Linked DNA regions of Homo sapiens: region 1 is linked to region 2. Evidence: chromatin contacts called from ENCODE Hi-C or POLR2A ChIA-PET data. All regions are on one chromosome and are shown on one strand. Each heading gives the region's core, a stretch centred on a gene start or an enhancer-like site at or near the end of the contact. The rest is flanking DNA. Distances are from core to core; before and after follow the strand shown. Region 1 overlaps SF3B3 (splicing factor 3b subunit 3). Region 2 overlaps COG4 (component of oligomeric golgi complex 4).

What was found. A loop is a pair of places that touch in the nucleus more often than their neighbours do. ChIA-PET counts read pairs that join two places held with the same protein, here RNA polymerase II (POLR2A). Pooled maps may share reads with other maps.
Region 1: a loop to region 2 is called in a map with no recorded cell type, with 2.1 times the contacts of the local background. The contact joins two enhancer-like sites. A Hi-C loop is called at or near these places in 1 of 37 single-sample maps with no recorded cell type and 4 of 50 pooled maps. POLR2A ChIA-PET finds 5 or more read pairs at or near these places in 11 of 52 experiments (B cell, CD8-positive, alpha-beta memory T cell, H1 and 6 more).

The regions. Positions count from the first base shown.
Region 1 is chr16:70,550,478-70,555,014 of GRCh38, reverse strand. SF3B3 (splicing factor 3b subunit 3) reads right to left here. Exons shown (of 26, transcript NM_012426.5): 12 at 418-569. Among named protein-coding and RNA genes, the nearest start is that of SNORD111, 15 kb to the right of the region's middle. Within about 2 kb of position 1,259, at least 3 of the 41 ENCODE cell types and tissues checked have a DNase peak (open chromatin) inside an H3K27ac peak, as active enhancers do.
Region 2 is chr16:70,488,959-70,493,095 of GRCh38, reverse strand. It overlaps COG4 (component of oligomeric golgi complex 4), which reads left to right. Exons shown (of 19, transcript NM_015386.3): 13 at 2,704-2,766. Among named protein-coding and RNA genes, the nearest start is that of COG4, 33 kb to the left of the region's middle. Within about 2 kb of position 2,620, at least 2 of the 41 ENCODE cell types and tissues checked have a DNase peak (open chromatin) inside an H3K27ac peak, as active enhancers do.

The sequences.
Region 1 (4,537 bases), core at 10-2,509, 63 kb before region 2:
ATTTGATTCATCACTCAGAATGACCCTCACATCTATCAGATCTGTCACTAAAATCAGACCTGGGGCCACTGCATTTGAGGCACCAGTTGAATCAAAGACAAAAGAGTTAGTAGGCCTCAGGCAAGGTCAACTTTTAAATAGTTCATGTTTTGCAGTGTCCACTTCAAAGAAGTTCAAAGCTTATTAACAAAACACTTATAAAGATCTTTATTAGAGATGAAAGCTGCAGTGATGTGGCTCTGTAACAGAAAAATGGCAAATACAGAGAGGGATATTATGTGCCCAAATCATATGTTCCCTACCCCTAAGGCTTGCTGGAAGGTGAGGGTGAAGAGACATGAACACAGCAGCCTGCATCACAATGAAGGCCAAGAAAGAACAAAGCAGGCCAAGTAGGTAAGCTCTGAGAACCCTCACCTGCACCAAGGCATCATCTCCTAATAAGGAGCAGGACAAGGTCGGGGTGGTCCCCAGGAACCCAGAGTCAGTCACTTCTTCTACAGTTTCTCCAATGGACAACACTAGGGTGGCATTCACGAAAGACACAATGATGTAGGCATCAAACTCATCTGAAAAAGAAAAGAAGGGAGTTGGTTAGATAAGAACTCATTAGAATTACAAAGCCAAATGAAACACTAAGAGTTCTCTTCAGAAACCTTCCAAGGCAGTTCTTCTATGTGTAGTTATTACACACATACACACATACACATGCACACAGAGCAAAATGATCCAGAAGAAAACTAGGGGTCAGAAGAGCCTACAGATATACTCTGCTTCCTCAATATTTTCTTGAGACATCTGCTAAAGAAGTGAGAGGACAAAGCAAGAGAATCGGAGACATGAGGACATTTTAAATACTACAATATTGATACATGAACATACTGAGCTAGAGCTTCATTTATTTGTGCCAGTTGTCAATCACACAACCCCTTCCTAAGAAGAGATACTCCTTCTAACTAGGAAAGACCCCTAACTTCTTCCAAAAGCAGCTTATGTAGAAATGAACACAAGCTCTAATGAATAAAATAGAGATTACTTAAGCCTCTGTGAGACTAACTCATTCTAGGGTTGGAAGCTGAGAATCCTAGTCCCAATGGGAATGATGTAAGAAAACTAGATAACCAGGAAATGGAGGGTGGGGGTTGTTTATATTGTTATTCTGTGACCTCTCTGGTTTTTCACTATTTAGAAACAGAACAATCCTGTGGTCATGAGCAATCCTATTAGAATTTGCTTTTTCTAATTAAATGTAGTTGAATAAACACTAATGAGTTTCTCAAGGAAGTCAGAGGACTTGAGGTATACCAGAAACCCTCAGTTTCTTCTACAGATCCCATAAAGGCCATCTATTTTCCATGTATCTCACCCTACAACATACAACAGCTTCTGCAAGTGTCCCCATCCAGTACGTTTGGCGTAAAGCTTGATAAATGTTGACTAAAGGCATGCTAATTTTTTAAAAGAGTTGAGATTTTCCTAGTTTACATTTGAATTTTTGTTTTAACACCCCCTTAACCAGAAATCAGGTTAAAAAAAAAGGACAGAACAAGACAAGGCACCACACAATGTAGTGGCTGACTCACTCCTAGCAGTAGCAGCTATAGGACCCGTCTGCCTAAGCACTTGTCAAGAGCTCAATGCCACAGGGCTGGTCCACCCACCCACCCACATGAAGGGCATACTTTTGGTTCTGATGACTTCAAATGAGGTTCAGCTAGATTAAGGTTACTAGATCAGTTCTGCAGAATCAGCATTCTTTACAGAAGCAGGGGTCAAATGAAGATGTATCATTCGACCAGGCATGATGGCTCATGCCTGTAATCCCAGCACTTTGGGAGGCCAAGGTGGGTAGATCACCTGAGATCAGGAGTTAGAAACCAGCCTGACCAACAGGGTGAAACCCCATCTCTACTAAAAAATAAATAAAATAAAATACAAAAATTAGCTGGGTGTGGTGGTGGGCGCCTGTAATTCCAACTACTCGGGAGGCTGAGCAGAATTGCCTGAACCCGGGAGGCGGAGGCCGCAGTGAGCCGAGATCGCCCCACTGCACTCCAATCTGGGTGACAGAATGAGACTGTCTCAAAACAAACAAAAAAGATGTATCATTGGCATGGCCTACAGTAGTGTTCTGCCCTATTAGCAGGACGTAAAATCAATTTAATGTGTTGCACAATAGGCACTTCATAACAGAAATAAATGTAATTTATGAAGTTGCTTCATATATAGTAGGATAATTACTGTTTTGTGAAACTTTTGTTTCAGTTAATATTGCATATATATGTACCTACTGTGGTGGCTGAAAAACAAGGATTAAAGATCTTTCCCAATGGGCATGCTCTAATGGTTAGACCAGGAATCCACAGAGTAAAGGTTCAATTTCCAAATCATAAGGAATAATACAGGACAAGAAGCTAGATACTTGGTTTTTGGTTATTTTGCTAGAACTGTCAACATATATCAAATGCTTTGGGAACGTCTTATAAGATGGCTTTGTAAGACTAAGCACTACTCACTATCATAAAACAAGTAAGGACATGGTTATCTCTGAAATGGATGTCTCAGTAGCTTTCAACAAAACCAAAATCCATCTCTACATAACACCAAGTTTGGAACCTTTACTCCAGTTCTCAGTTTTTGTACTGGAAATTTTTGTTGTGTAAAAATAACAGTTGTTTAATTTTAATATTATATGAATACAGTATCATTTCCCATGTTCTCATTACTGAAACCTAATAACCCTAAAAGCTGTGTCAAAGCAAATTAAAGCCAAACAACAAAAGGCTGTAACTGGCCAGGATTTCTGGTCTCAGATCTTCACCAAGGGGAAAAGGTGACCTTCCAAAAGACAGACCACACAACTTTTGACTTTCATGGGAGAGAATGGGGCAAAGAAGGGAGGAGGGGTGCCTTTCCTTCGACCAAGACTTCAGACTACTCAAACATAAGAGAATAAATGCTCAGTGAACTTAAATAGGGTCATACTTTTGCTAGACAATTCAACAAGTGGGAGAGCCAACGACATCTCAAAGCTGCTTTACATCACAGACTTCCTCAAAATAAACACTGCCCTGTGAATACCAAGCACATTGTAACTTCTACCCCTTCCTTCTACAGTGAAGAGGACTTGCAGCAGGTTAATTCTTATGTACTAGAGTGACTGCAGATTAAAAGTTGGAGTCCAAGCTGGGCACGGTGGTTCAAGCACTTTGGGAGGCTGGGGAGGGAGGATCATTTGAGTTCAGGAGCTCAAGACCAGCCTGGGCAACATAACAAGACCCCAATTCTATAAAAAATTTATTAGTTTTTTTTTGGAGAGAGTTTCGCTCTGGTTGCCCAGGCTGGAGTACAATGGCGCAATCTCAGCTCACTGCAACCTCCGCCTCCCAGGTTCAAGCGATTCTCCTGCCTCAGCCTCTCTAGTAGCTAGGATTACAGGCATGTGCCACCACACCCAGCTAATTTTACATTTTTAGTAGAGACAGGGTTTCTCCATATTGGTCAGGCTGGTCTCAAATTCCCAACCTCAGGTGATCCATCCACCTCAGCCTCCCAAAGTGTTGGCGTGAGCCACCGCGCCCAGCCCAAAACACTATTTTAAAAAAAACGCTGGAGTTCAGAACAAAGCCAAGCTTTAGTCAAGGTAAATGACTAGGAACTGTACCATCCACACTGCATTCTAAGGAATTCAAGTCTCATGTTAAAAAACAATAGTTCATACCTCAATGAAGAATCCATAAGGGTATGAGACTGTATCTTTAGGTCACAGTTCAACAGGGCTCCCATCTGTCTGAACACTGCTAAGGACCCCAGAGGAGGGAATGCTTTTTTCTTCTACTTGCCTTGCCTTAGGATTTAAGGCTCAACCAGCAGCTCACTCCAAAAGGTAAAGTGAGCGACCATCCAGATACCTGAAGCTCAAGTAACTCCCTCTCACTTCATAGACAAGGGTATCTGATACTTATCTTGCTTCAGCAAGTCCTGAATATACTCAAAAGCTTTCTCTCGGTCCTGATCTTTCAGTCAGTACACCTGGAATGTACAACTCTATGAGAGTATGAAGCTAAAGTTCTCTAGCTAGAGACTCTTTTAGCTTAGTAAAAGGCAAATTAACCATATATGACAAATTCTGTGGGAGGAAGTAGAGAGGCAGACTCCTGCCTCAGACCATCTGATGCACAGGCAGATGGTGTGCAGCACTATTATGCCCAGTGACATCCAACTGCAAAGTTACCCTCTGAAAGACACCATCAGGGCAGCCTCAATATTTTGTGCAGGTCCCTCTCCTTGGATAAACTATAAGACCCCACATCGACCCTAGCAGTTAGGTACACACCTGTGGTGATCAGCACCTTCACCAGCCACCTGTGGAAGAGAAAAAAAGGCTTGGTATTGGTAGTGTGCATCACCAAGTACCAGCCAAGGTTAGTATTTGCCTGGAAGACTGCTGCATGTGCAGGCAGAAGGAATGTTCACTCAATAGTAACTTCGGGTATCTGGAAAGTGAGTGAACCAACAGAACCCGACCTGTATTTAT
Region 2 (4,137 bases), core at 1,371-3,870:
GTTCAGCTCAGCTACCAACCCTGTCATGGAACCTTCCTTGAATGCCTTACACCGAAACAGTTTGTTCTTTCCTCTGAATGGCCAGAGCAATTAGTGCCTTAATAATTTTGCCCCATGCTACTTTTTTTTTTGGAGATGGAGTTTCGTTCTTGTTGCCCCAGCTGGGGTGCAATGGCGCGATCTTGGCTCACTGCAACCTCCGCCTCATAGGTTCAAGCGATTCTCCTGCCTCAGCCCCCCAAGTAGCTGGGATTACAGGCACCTGCCACCACACCCGACTAATTTTTGTATTTTTAGTAGAGACGGGGTTTTGCCATGTTGGCCAGGATGGTCTCGAACTCCTGACCTCAGGTGATCCACCCGTCTCAGCCTCCCAAAGTGCTGGGATTACAGGTGTGAGCCACCGTGCCCATGCTACCTTTTTTTTTTTTTTTGAGACGGAGTTTTGCTGTTGTTGCACAGGCTGGAGTGCAATGGCGCGATCTTGGCTCACTGCAACCTCTGCCCGCTGGGTTCAAGTGATTCTTCTGTCTCAGCCTCCCAAGTAGCTGGGATTACAGGCATGCACCACCACGCCCGGCTAATTTTGTATTTTTTTTAGTAGAGACGGGGTTTCTCCATGTTGGTCAGGCTAGTCCCGAACTCCCAACCTCAGGTGATCTGCCCGCATCGGCCTCCCAAACTGCTGTGATTACAGGCATGAGCCACTGCGCCTGGCCTCCATGCTACTTTTATCATTGGTATTTCTGCACCTAGTCTGTAAGACAGTCGTGTTATGAAAAAAGTCATCTTTGGACCAGAGTAGGGAGACCTGAATTCATTTTTTTAGTTTATTTGTTTATTATAAAGGATATTATATAGGATACAGATGAAGAGATGAATAGGGCAAATTATGGGGGAAGGGGTATGGAGCTTCCATGCCCTCCCCAGGTGGCCACTGTCCAGGAACCTCCACCTGTTTATCCATCTGGAAGCTCAGAGACCCGAATTCTAAGCCTGGCTCCAGCTTTGTGGCCTTGTCACTCTGAGTGTCTGTCCCTTTTCCTGCTTTATTATTCTTCCTGGCATTATATAATGCATTTGTTTACTATCTGGCTTCCCTTCTGGAATGTCAGCTCTGTGAGGAGTGGACCATGTCTTTTTTGTTAATTGCTTTCTCTCAGTGCCTAGAACTGTGCCTGGCACATCCAGGTGCTCAGTAAATATTTGCTGAATCAGTTGCTGTCAGACCTTCGTGAATCATTTTACTTTTTTTTTTTTTTTTTTTTTTTGAGACGTAGTTTTGTTCTTGTCACCGAGGCTAGAGTGCAGTGGCGTGATCTCAGCTCACTGCAACCTACGCCTCCCAAGTTCAAGCAATTCTCCTGCCTCAGCCTCCCGAGTAGCTGGGATTACAGGCACCCGCCACCACGCCTGGCTAATTTTTTGTATTTTTAGTAGAGACGGGGTTTCGCCATGTTGGGCAGGCTGGTCTCAAACTCCTGACCTCTTGATCCACCTGCTTCGGCCTCCCAAAGTGCTGGGATTACAGGCATGAGCTACCCTGCCCCAGCTTTTTTTTTTTTTTTTTTTTTTGAGACAGAGTCTTGCTCTGTCATACAGGCTGGAGTGCAGTGACACAATTTCAGCTCACTGCAACCTCTCATCTCCCAGGTTCAAGCGATTCTCCTGCCTCAGCCTCCTGGTAGCTGGGTCTACAGATGTGCACCACCACGCCTGGCTAATTTTTTTGTGTGTATTTTTATTAGAGACAGGGTTTCACCATGTTGGCCAGGCTGTTCTTGAACTCCTGACCTCAGGTGATCCACCCGCCTTGGCCTTCCAAAGTGCTGGGATTACAGGCGTGAGCCACCGTGCCTGGCCAAATCATTTTACCTTCTGAGGAGTCTCATTTCCTCCCGTGCACTGGGCTTGATAATACGTGTTCTATGGGGGTATTTAGCAGACTCCATGAGATAAAGAATGAGAAAATACCTCATAGGTGGCAGGCTCTCTGGAAGCTTTTCTTTAATGAATGTCAGGCTTTGTATCACTGACCTGGGGCTTGACCGTTTGGAGCCTCAGAACTTATCCTGGACCTGTATGCCTGAGTCATTTCTGCTCTGTAGGTAACACAGTACAAGAAGACCTGAAACCTCGCCGGGCGCAGTGGCTCACGCCTGTAATCCCAGCACTTTGGGAGGCCGAGGTGGGCAGATCATGAGGTCAGGAGATCAAGACCATCCTGGCTAACATGGTGAAACCCCGTCTCTACTAAAAATACAAAAAATTAGCCTGGCGTAGTGGCGGGCGCCTGTTGTCCCAGCTACTCGGGTGGCTGAGGCAGGAGAATGGCATGAACCCGGGAGGCAGAGCTTGCAGTCCAGCCTGGGTGACAGAGCCAGACTCCATCTCAAAAAAACAAAAAAACAAACAAAAAAAGAAGACCTGAAACCTGAGCTCACTACCTCTGAGGTCCTGATAGCTTTAGGCTCCCTGTCATCAGGCACAGAAGAAAGGGCGAGCCTGCTTCCCCATTCTGCCCAATCCAAGATCTGAGCGTCCTGCTCAGATGTAGCAGTGTGGGTTTTCATTAGCGCAAGTCTGAACTCCAGCCAGCCCTTCTCTGAGCTTCATGGAGCACAGCTGTCAGCCAGTCTGGCATTGGAGTGGGTGGCAGGCACAGTCAGCAGGAAGTCACGTTCTTCCTTCCTCATCTCCCAGGTGACTCTGAACAACGTGGAAGTCTGCAGTGAAAACATCTCCACTCTGAAGAAGACACTGGAGGTACGAGGGAAATTGCCTATCAGTGGTCAGCAGCCATCTTTTCCCATGTTGAGATAGAGCCCTATACAAACATCATGGTGAAGACACTTATCTTGGTGACATTGAGCCACACTTGAGGGGATTCTTTGGTGACTGACATGATAGCAAGGCATCCTTGGACCAGGGAGAAAAGCTCAGGAGTTGGAAGATCAGAATTCAAATTAGATCTTCCAGGCAAGGCACGGTGGCACATTCCTGTAATCCCAGCACTTTCGGAGGCCAAGGCGGGTGGATCACTTGAGGTCAGGAGTTCGAGACCAGCCTAGCCAACATGGCGAAACCCCATCTCTACTAAAAATACAAAAATTAGCTGGGCATGGTGGCAGACACCTGTAATCCCAGCTGCTTGGGAAACTGAGGCAGGAGAATCACTTGAACCCGGGAGGCAGAGGTTGCAGTGAGCTGAGATCGTGCCACTGCACTCCAGCCTGGGCGACAGAGCAGACTCTATCTCAAAATAACACACAAATTAGATCTTCCAGCACATAGTTGGCGTGTGACCTTGGACAAGTCCCTTAGCCCTCTGAGCCTCAGTCCTCTCATCTACGAAATGAGATGCATAGCTCCATCCAGCCCTAGCTTGTGTTTCTTGGGTAGCCTAATGAAAAAACAGGATTGAGGCCAAGTGGCTCATACCTGTAAGCTTAACATTTTGGGAGGCCAAGGCAGGAGGATTACTTGAGGCCAGGAGTTTGAGACCAGCCTGGGCAATGTGGTGAGACCTCATCTCTACAAAAAAAAAAAAAACTTTTTTTTTTTTTAAATCAGGATCAAGGCCAGGTGAGGTGGCTCATGCCTGTAATCCTAACACTTTGGGAGGCTGAGGCGGGTGGATCATGAGGTCAGGACTTCAAGACCAGCCTGGCCAAGATGGTGAAACCCCATCTCTACTAAAAATACAAAAAATGAGCCAGCCATGGTGGCAGGCGCCTGTAATCCCAGCTACTCGGGAGGCTGAGGCAGAGAACTGCTTGAACCTGGGAGGCAGAGGTTGCAGTGAGCCGAGATCACGCCACTGCACTCCAGCCTGGGCGACAGAGGGAGATTCTGTCTCAAAAAAAAAAAAAAAATCAGGATCAAAAGCACCTTATAAAAATGACAAATCCCTGTATAAATGTAGGAGATTAAGATAAGGTTTGCCTAATCCTATACAAAGCTAGTAGCTGTTATTTTTAGAGGAAGGAAGCAGAGTATAGTGGAAATTGCTTGGGCTTTGAAGCCAGATACCCCAAGTTCAAATCTTCACTTGACCACTGCCCAGCTGTGTGACCTTAGGCAAAAGTTCTGTAACCTCAGTCTTGTCATTCATAAAGCAGGGATAATGACCTCTGT